2 separate regions of the Homo sapiens genome follow, and region 1 is linked to region 2. The links are chromatin contacts, found by Hi-C in ENCODE. All regions are on one chromosome and are shown on one strand. The core of a region is the stretch at or near the end of the contact, and the rest is flanking DNA. Distances in the headings are between cores, read along the strand shown. Region 1 overlaps SH3TC1 (SH3 domain and tetratricopeptide repeats 1). Region 2 has its middle 47 kb from the start of GPR78.

Region 1 (2,500 bases), core at 1-2,500, 310 kb before region 2:
AGGGCAGCTTCGGGGACCTGTTCCTAGTGGTGGCTGTGTACGCCAACCTGGCCAGCATTTACCGGAAGCAGAAGAACCGGGAGAAGTGTGCACAGGTGGTGCCCAAAGCCATGGCCCTGCTCCTGGGGACGCCTGACCACATCTGCAGCACCGAGGCGGAGGGGGAGCTCCTGCAGCTGGCGCTGCGGCGGGCGGTGGGTGGCCAGAGCCTGCAGGCCGAGGCCCGGGCCTGCTTCCTGCTGGCCAGGCACCACGTGCACCTCAAGCAGCCCGAGGAGGCCCTGCCCTTCCTAGAGCGGCTGCTGCTTTTGCACAGGGACTCGGGAGCCCCAGAGGCCGCGTGGCTCTCAGACTGCTACCTACTCCTGGCTGACATCTACAGCCGCAAGTGCCTGCCCCACCTGGTGCTGAGCTGTGTCAAGGTGGCCTCATTGCGGACACGGGGCTCGCTGGCCGGCTCGCTGAGGAGTGTGAACCTGGTGCTCCAGAACGCCCCCCAGCCCCACAGCCTCCCTGCCCAAACTTCCCACTACCTCAGGCAAGCGCTGGCCTCCCTGACCCCGGGCACAGGCCAGGCGCTGCGCGGCCCCCTCTACACCAGCTTGGCCCAGCTGTACAGCCACCATGGCTGCCACGGCCCGGCCATCACCTTCATGACGCAGGCAGTGGAAGCCAGTGCTATTGCCGGAGTCCGTGCCATCGTGGACCACCTGGTGGCCCTGGCCTGGCTGCACGTGCTTCATGGGCAGAGCCCGGTGGCCCTGGACATCCTGCAGTCTGTCCGGGATGCAGTGGTGGCCAGCGAGGACCAGGAGGGCGTGATTGCCAACATGGTGGCCGTGGCTCTGAAGAGGACGGGCCGGACGAGGCAGGCAGCTGAGAGCTACTACCGCGCCCTGCGGGTGGCTCGGGACCTGGGCCAGCAAAGGAACCAGGCAGTGGGGCTGGCCAACTTCGGGGCCCTGTGCCTGCATGCGGGTGCCAGCAGGCTGGCCCAGCACTACCTCCTGGAGGCCGTGCGGCTGTTCTCGAGGCTGCCCCTTGGGGAGTGTGGCCGGGACTTCACCCACGTGCTCCTGCAGCTGGGCCATCTCTGCACCCGCCAGGGCCCGGCCCAGCAGGGCAAGGGCTACTACGAGTGGGCCCTTCTGGTCGCCGTGGAGATGGGCCACGTGGAGAGTGAGTGCCCCAGTTCCTTCTGTGTGCCTTCCGGGGCCACTCGGGTCAGGGCACACCTGGGGTTTGTGATTCAGACACAAGCGGTGGTTTTTCCACCATCGAAAGTGCTGAGTCATGGCAAACAGCAGATGTTGGCAAGCGCCCTGGAGACAGGCAGTTCCCACGCAGGGCCAGGCCCTCTCTGCCCTACTGGGGGAGCCAGCTCCTCCCGGTTTGCCCAGGGACCATCCTGCCTTGAGCACTGAAAGTCCTGCATGCTGGGAATCCCTGAAGTCTGGGCAACGGGCGGTGGGTCACCCTAGACATAACCCTGGAAGCGAGGCAGGCTCCGCTGAGCTGGGACTTGGGGCCCCTCCATGAGCCAGGCCCTGAACGCCGGTGCTTGTGCCCATGTTATCTGCTTGACATCTCGGCAGCCCTGTGCACCTGTCATCCCACTTCACAGAGGACGCAGGGGCGGGTGGTTACCCAAAGCCGCAGAAAAGTTTATGCAAAAGCAGCTCGTTGTGCAGAGTGTGCCACGTCCCACCCACAAATGGGGCTTGTGGGGTCCTTGGGTGGCAGGGGCTGAGCATGGGAAAGTGAGCTTCAGGCCAGAGAAGCCACAAAAGGGTGAGTGGTGTGATGGCGGGGCAGCTCTTGGCCCCGGGTTAGGGAAGCCTCTTTAGTCTGGGGCCAGAGGGTTGAGAAGATTTAGTCAAGTAATACGTGGTGGGTGAGGGGCTGGTGGTGTAGCCTGTGTGAAGGCCCAGGGGTGAGCGAGTAGGGGTGAGTGAGTGGGGGTGTGATGGGGGTGAGTGAGCAGGGGGTGAGTGAGTGGGGGTGTGATGGGGGTGAGCAGGGGGTGAGTGAGCGGGGGTGTGAGCGGGTGAGCGGGGATGAGTGGGGTGTAAGTGGGGGTGAGTGAGCAGGGCCTATGCAGGGAGGTGCAGAGTTGGGCGTGGGTTGGTTGGGTGCTGGATGGTGAGAAGCTCTGCTGGAGAGCTAAGCAGGGCCTGGGGCCTCAGGCTGTGGCTTGGCCTTTTCCCTAAGGGCACTGGGGAGCCATCTGCCCAAGGAGGAGTGGGGGGGTTCAGACCCAGGCTTCTTCCCCAGGGCCATTCTCTGACTGCAAGGAGACCCTCCAGAAACCCGGCACCCCAGCCCCCACAGCAGCCTCCGGTGGGTCCTGGCACAATAGCCTGTGGCACCTCCTACGAGGCCCTCCCCGGGGTGCTGGGGGATTCAGACTTGGAAACGCAGGCCAGGGAACGAGGATCATGCTTCCCTGTCTCCCCACCCCGCGTTGAACAGTCGAGGAGACCGGGGGCCAGGGGACGAG
Region 2 (6,696 bases), core at 2,829-5,328:
TATTGGGCTTCGTTGCAATTTCACATGAATTTTAGCATCAGCTTATTCATTCTGTGCAACACACCATTGGAATTTTGATAGGAACCACACTGACTCTGTAGGCTGGTTTGAGGAGTATGGGCATCCTAATAAGTCTAGTCTTCTAATCTATGAATACAGAGTACCTTTCCATTTATTTAACTCTCCTTTAATTTCTTTCAACAATGTTTTGTAGTTTTCAGCGAATAAGTCTTGCACTTCTTTGGTTAAATTTATTGAGTATTTTATTCTTTTTGATGGTATTGATGCTATTTTTTTCTCAATTCCACTTTTGGGTTGTGTGTTGCTTGTGTACAGGAATCCTACTGACTTCATATATTGATCTTGCATCCTGCAAAATTGCTCAGCTGTTTATTGGCTCTAATACGATTTTTTGTAGCTTTTATAGGATTTTCTACATATAAGCTTGTGTCATCTCCAAATTGAGAGTTTTACTTCTCCCTTTACAATCTGCATGTCTTCTAATTATTTTTCTTGCCTAATTGCCCTTGCTAGGACCTCTAGTCAGTGTAAACCAAACTGAGAATGGGTGCCTTGCTTTCTACTTGCTCTCACTGGGAGAGCACCCAGTCTTTCACCATAGGGTACAAGTTAGTTGTGGATGTTTTGCAGACACTCTGTCAGGTTGGGGATGCTGCCTTCTATCCCTAGTTTGTTAAGAATTTTTATCAAGAATGGGCATTGGTGGCTGGGTGCGGTGGCTTACGCCTGTAATCCCAGCACTTTGGGAAGCTGAGGTGGGTGGACCACTTGAGATCAGGAGTTTGAGACCAGCCTGGCCAACATGGTGAAACCCTGTCTCTACTGAAAATACAAAAAATTAGTCAGGCATGGTGGTGTGCGCCTGTAATCCCAGCTACTTGGGAGGCTGAGATGGGAGAATTGCTTGAACCTGGTAGGCAGAGGTTTCAGTGAACCGAGATTGCACCATTGAACTCCAGCTTGGGCAACAAGAGCAAAACTCTATCTCAAATAATAATAATAATAATAATAATAATAATAATAATAATAATAATGAAGGGCAATTGGATTTTGTGTTCATTTTTAAATATTTTCTTCACTGCTGTTCATGTTGAATAATTGTATTGCTTTAGCTTTCTTTTCTTTTCTTTTTTTTTTTTTAAAGGGACAGTGCCCTGCTCTGTTGCCCAGGCTAGAGCACAGTGGCACAATCATAGCTTACTACAGCCTGGAACTTCTGGGATCAAGCGATTCTCCTGCCACAGCTTCCAGAGTAGCTGGGTCTACAGGTATACACCACTATACCAGGCTAATTTTTTTATTTTTATTTTTATTTTTATTTTGTAGAGATAGGGTCTTGCTGTGTTTCCCAGGCTGGTCTTAAACTCCTGGCCTTAAGCATCCTCCCACCTCAGCCTCTTGACGTATTGGGGTTGCAGGCATGAACCATCATGGCTGGCCCATTGGTCTATCTTCAAGTTCACTCACCCGTTCCCGTGTCATTTTTGTTCTACTATTGAGCCCATACAGTGGGCTTTCACATTTCTGATTACTTCATTTGAAAGTTCTGCATTTTTCATGTGGTTCTTTGTAGCTTCTGTTTCTTTGCTGACATCTCCTATCTTTCCTCTGAACTCAATAGTGTTCACCTCTTCCTCTTGGATTACTTCTGCAACACTTGCTTTAAAGTTTTCATAAGCGAATTCCAACATCCGGGTCATCCAGGTATTGGCGGCTGTTGATTGTCTTTTCCACATGAGCTGAGGGTTTCCTGGGACTTCCTGGGCCACATCATTATGGGTTACATGGTGGACATTTAAAATTTTATGTTGTTAGGCTGGGCAGTGGCTCATGCCTGTAATCCCAGCATTTTGGGATCTTAGGAGGCCAACGTGGACGGATCACCTGAGGTGCAAGGCTATTTCAAAATATGTCAAATAAATATATTTTGGGGTAAAACGCTTCAATTTCTTTCAGGGCCTGCTATCTGTCGTGTGATGCTGTACTAGAGTCCGGCTGGAATTTGATGCCTTGTTGCTACAAAAAGTCTGAAGGTCTCCTCTGTTTTAATGTTAATGCTGGTCAGCTGTGCCTGAATTCCAAAGGGGGGAGGGTAAAATGAAGCATGTCTGACCCCGCTTCCCATCACGGCCTGAACTGGTTTTTCAGGTTAACTTTGGAATGCCCTGTCCTCTCTTGGCAGAGAGGAGAGGCCCATTCAGTCAGTTGAGGGGCTTAACATTTAATTTTTAGTTTACATCATCCAGTGTGACCTAGGGCCACACCCCAAGATGGCAGAGTCCCCACAACCTGAATCCCTAAATGACTGAGTGGAGCAGAGCACCCTGCCCCCACCACCAGGAACATCAGCACTGGGGTGGGGGTGAGGGGAGGTGGGAGATAAATGTTCATCACATGAAGCTGCTGAAGTTTGGGGTATTTTTTGTTATATTATTCCAACCAAGTCACTGGCCATTCATTACAAAAAACATTTATAAAGAAAGAATAAAATATGAAAAGGAAGGAAGAAGAAAAAAGTAAAGTAAGCCTTAGTTAATCTTTTAGGTAATCTGTCAGGAATAGACATCGAAATAAAGATTTTAGTGTCTGGGCACAGGGGCACACATCTGAAATCCCAGCATTTTGGGGGCTGAGGACGGTGGATCACCTGAGGTCAGGAGTTCGAGACCAGCCTGGGGAACATGGCAAAACCCTGTCTCTACTAAAAATACAAAAAATTAGCTGGGCGTGGTGGCACATGCCTGTCATCCCAGCTACTCAGGAGGCTGAGGCAGGAGAATTGCTTGAACCCGGGAGGCCGAGGTTGCAGTGAACCAAGGTCATACCACTGTAGTCCAGTCTGGGCAATGTAGCGAGATCCTGTCTCAAAAAAAAAAATAAAATAAAATAAAATAAGGGAAATGTTGTGTTAATGTTAAATCAGCTCAATGTGTGTTAATGTTAAATCAGCTCAATGTGCTGAAATAAATTTGAAATTACATATCAAAGTGATAAACTGAAAAAAGGAGATAACCACACAAAACTTTGGGTAAAAATCAATGATTCCATGAATGTAAAAAGCATGAGAAAGCAAGAACAAGAATAAAAAGTGAAAATCCAGAGGCAGAACCTTAAACAACTGGAGGGCAGGTGCAGACATGAAAGTGAGAGGGGCAGGTGGGTCATTCCTGGAAGCACTGAGCATAAACCAGTGTCTGAACAACAGAAAAACCACCAATAGCAGATTTTCTTCTCTTCTCTTATTTTTATTTTTTATTTTTTTTGAGACAAGGTTTTGCTCTGTCACCCAGGCTGGAGTGCAGTGGTGCAATCTTGGATCACTGCAGCCTTGACATCCTGGGCTCAAGTGATCCTCCCGCATTGGCCTCCTGAGCAGCTGGGACTACAGGTGAGCACCACTACGCTTGGCTAATTTTTGTATGTTTTGTAGGGACAGGATTTTACTATGTTTCCCAGGCTGGTGTCAAACTCCTGGGCTCAAGTGATCCACTTGCCTCTGCCTCCCAAAGTGCTGGGATTACAGGTGTGCACCACCATGCCCCATCAATAGCATATTTTCAAAGAATTAAATGAAAGATCCAGGGTAAAGGGAAATAAGAAAGGAACACCAACAGCAGCAGGGGTGGAAGACCTGAACTAGAAGGTGAAATAGACAGACTGTGTCTACGCCAAAAAAAGAAAACAGCTCGCACCCTCTTCATGAAGGCAACAGCACCTTTTATATACAGTCACTGGAGCCATACCAGGACGCAGGGACATGGAGTCAAAGTGTCCTCTGGGAGGCCATAGCCCGTCACCACAGCAGGATGGGTTTGCTTGGTCCTTAGCTGGCTAGTGGCCTCAGGCAGGGGTGGAAGGAGGCAGGGCTGGCTCGGCCATAGACGAACAGGGCCCTAGGCTTGGGGTTTAGTGCCCTGGAGTTGGCAGTTTATCTTTGAATCTGTGTCTTGTGTGTAAAGTCTAAGGGAGAGTGGAGCATGTGCTGGGGACTTGGAGCCTGTAAACTGAAACTAAAATTCTAAGCTCCCCAGCTGACTGAATGGTCCCTCCTCTTGGCCAGGGGAATTCCAACGTAAACCTGAAAAACTAGTTCAGGCCAAGATAGAAGTGGGTTGGACACGCCTCATTATACCCCCTCCCTTTGGAGTTTCAACATGACTGACCAGCATTAACATGAAAACAGAGATCCTGAGGCTGACCAAACAGACTCCTTGTAGCAATAAGATACCAAATTCCAACCTGACTCTAGTATAGCATCACATGACAGATAGCAGGCCCTGAAAGAGATCGAAGCAGTTTACCCCCAGAATGTACCTATGTTGAAATGGCCCTGCAAATTTGTCTCTTACTGGGAAAACCTACAGTCTGTAGAGAATCCTTTTCCCTTTCCAGTCTTTTCCTGATCCAGGAGAGAGTTAACTAAGGAGAGTCTGACACATAACAGGAACCTTGGCTTCCACATTCCCCCTTCTCTTAACAACAAACATTTCCTTCTGTTGACTTCAACTTTTCAGGCAGAGCTTAACCCTGTCAGCCACTTGCCATCAGGAAATCTCTAAATCCACCTATGACCTGTGTATTTGTCTGTTTTCACACGGCTATAAAGAAATATTCAAGACTGGGTAATTTATAAAGGAAGGACGTTTAATTGGCTCACAACTCCACATGGCTTGGGAAGCCTCAGGAAACTTACAATCATGGTCAAAGGTGAAGGGGAAGCAAGGGCCTTCTTCACATGGCGGCAGGAGAGAGAAGGGTGTGTGAAGGAGGAACTGTCAAACACTTATAAAACCATCAGATCTTATGAGAACTCCCTCACTGTCGTGAGAACAGCATGGGGGAAACCATCCCCATGATCCATTCACCTCCCACCTGGTCCCTCCTTAGACACATGGGAATTAATTATGGGGATTACAATTCAAGATGACATTTGGGTGGGGACACAGAGCCAAACCATATCAAGCTGGAAGCCCCTACTTCAAGATGTCCCACCTTTCTAGGCTGAACCAATGTGCACCTTACGTGTATTGATTTTTGTCTCTGCCTGTAATTTCTCTCCTTCTAAAATATGTAAAATCAAGCTGTAACCCAACCGCCTCGGGCACCTGTTCTCAGGACCTCCTGAGACTGTGCCTTTGGCCATGGTCACTCATAGTTGGCTCAGAATAAATCCCTTCACATATTTTACACAGTTTGACTCTTTTTTATTGCCAAGCCTCTGTTTATAGGTTGATACTTGTCCCATGCCTCCTGCCCTCACCTGACAATCACTGCTGCCCTCTGCCCTGGGGCCTGGGTTCAGGGGCAGGGAAGTCAGAGTTGGGATCAGGTGCCTGGCATGTTGAATTGCACAGCAGGGTCCTGAGTTCCTGTCTGCATCTGTCCTCACCCTGTAAGCATCCATGTCCAAGGGAGAGTGACATCAAATAGCAAATTAAAACACCATGACAACTTTAGAGAGAGAGAGAGAGAGATAACTCTGAAGGAAGGATAAAGATTTCCTCCTGCTTTTTGAACAGGAGGCTGTGTGTTTTCATTTTGCCCAGGGTTCTGGGCCTACAGGAAGGCCCCCGAGAGAGCTCTTACAGGAAGCCCCCTGGGTTTTCTCTCCTCCCTTGACTGAGCTCCCCACTGCAGACCCCAGCCAAAGGACCATGGCTGGCCAAAACCAAGGTCCCAGCAATTCAGCAGCAGCCCTGGCAGGCCCTGGCGGGTGATGCCAGCTGGCTCGGCTGCTTCTTCCAGGGATGTGTCTGTATTTTGTCATCCCTCTAGACCATGCACTCTTGGAGACTAAAGACCACGACTCTTAGCCATTTATTCTGCAAGTGTGTGTTAAGCAGCTTCTTTGGGGCAAGCCCTGTGCTTGGCTTGTTGAGGGTAGAGCTGTAAACCAGGGAAATAGGCCCTGTTCTTACGGGGAGGGTAGGCATCAAGCTGAAAGTAGCCCCCCAAGTCCTCCAGTTGCCTGTGAAGGAATAAAGTCTACAAAGGAAAGGAGTCATTTCTGTGTCCCCCACAAACCCAGAGCATGCAGTAGTTGTGCCTGGAACGGCTGCATGGAAACGTGGAAAGAGTGGCTAATCAGAGCCAAGAGAAATGGCACCAGGGCCAAGGACAGGGTCACCATCACCCTGTCCTTGGGCGATGGGACACCCCATGGGAGAAGGGGGTGATTTTAGAAACCAGCACAACTGTCCACTATGGCTGGGGCTTATCCTCGGGTTGGCAGCACGCGAGTGCCTATTCACGCATGGGCCTCCAACACCATTCCAAGGGAGGCATGGGAGCAAGGCTGGCCTTATCTCACCCTGGGTGCCCCACATCCAGCACAGTCCCCAGGAACCAGCTCCCACTGAACACGTGTGGGATAAAGAAGTGGCAGGAACTAAACCGAGGGCTGGTACTGACTGAGGGAAGGCAGACAGGGCAGGGGCCAGACAGGCTCGGCACCCATCCTTTGCTGCCTCAGTCAGGCACCTGCTGAGCCATGGGGGGTAAATGCTCTGCACCTCACTTTTCTCATTAATGAGGGTAATAGAATTTTTGTCCCAGATTTGCTGTAGGATCAAGGAAAGGACATCAGTTGTCTGGCCCCATGTTATAAGATCAAGTCCCCTTCTCCATCCAGGTCTTTCTGGCACACACAAGTACTGGGGGACGAAGGGGAGGAGG

The links. A loop is a pair of places that touch in the nucleus more often than their neighbours do. Pooled maps may share reads with other maps.
Region 1: a loop to region 2 is called in a pooled map, with 5 times the contacts of the local background. The contact joins two enhancer-like sites. A Hi-C loop is called at or near these places in 3 of 37 single-sample maps with no recorded cell type and 2 of 50 pooled maps.

What each region holds. Positions count from the first base shown.
Region 1 is chr4:8,227,466-8,229,965 of GRCh38, forward strand. SH3TC1 (SH3 domain and tetratricopeptide repeats 1) reads left to right here. Exons shown (of 18, transcript NM_018986.5): 12 at 1-1,179. Among named protein-coding and RNA genes, the nearest start is that of SH3TC1, 29 kb to the left of the region's middle. RefSeq lists enhancers at 1-158, 1,148-1,407, 1,500-2,170 and a silencer at 1,928-1,987. Within about 2 kb of position 1,251, at least 22 of the 41 ENCODE cell types and tissues checked have a DNase peak (open chromatin) inside an H3K27ac peak, as active enhancers do.
Region 2 is chr4:8,530,298-8,536,993 of GRCh38, forward strand. No RefSeq gene overlaps it. Among named protein-coding and RNA genes, the nearest start is that of GPR78, 47 kb to the right of the region's middle. RefSeq lists enhancers at 3,739-3,878, 3,959-4,098. Within about 2 kb of position 4,079, at least 11 of the 41 ENCODE cell types and tissues checked have a DNase peak (open chromatin) inside an H3K27ac peak, as active enhancers do.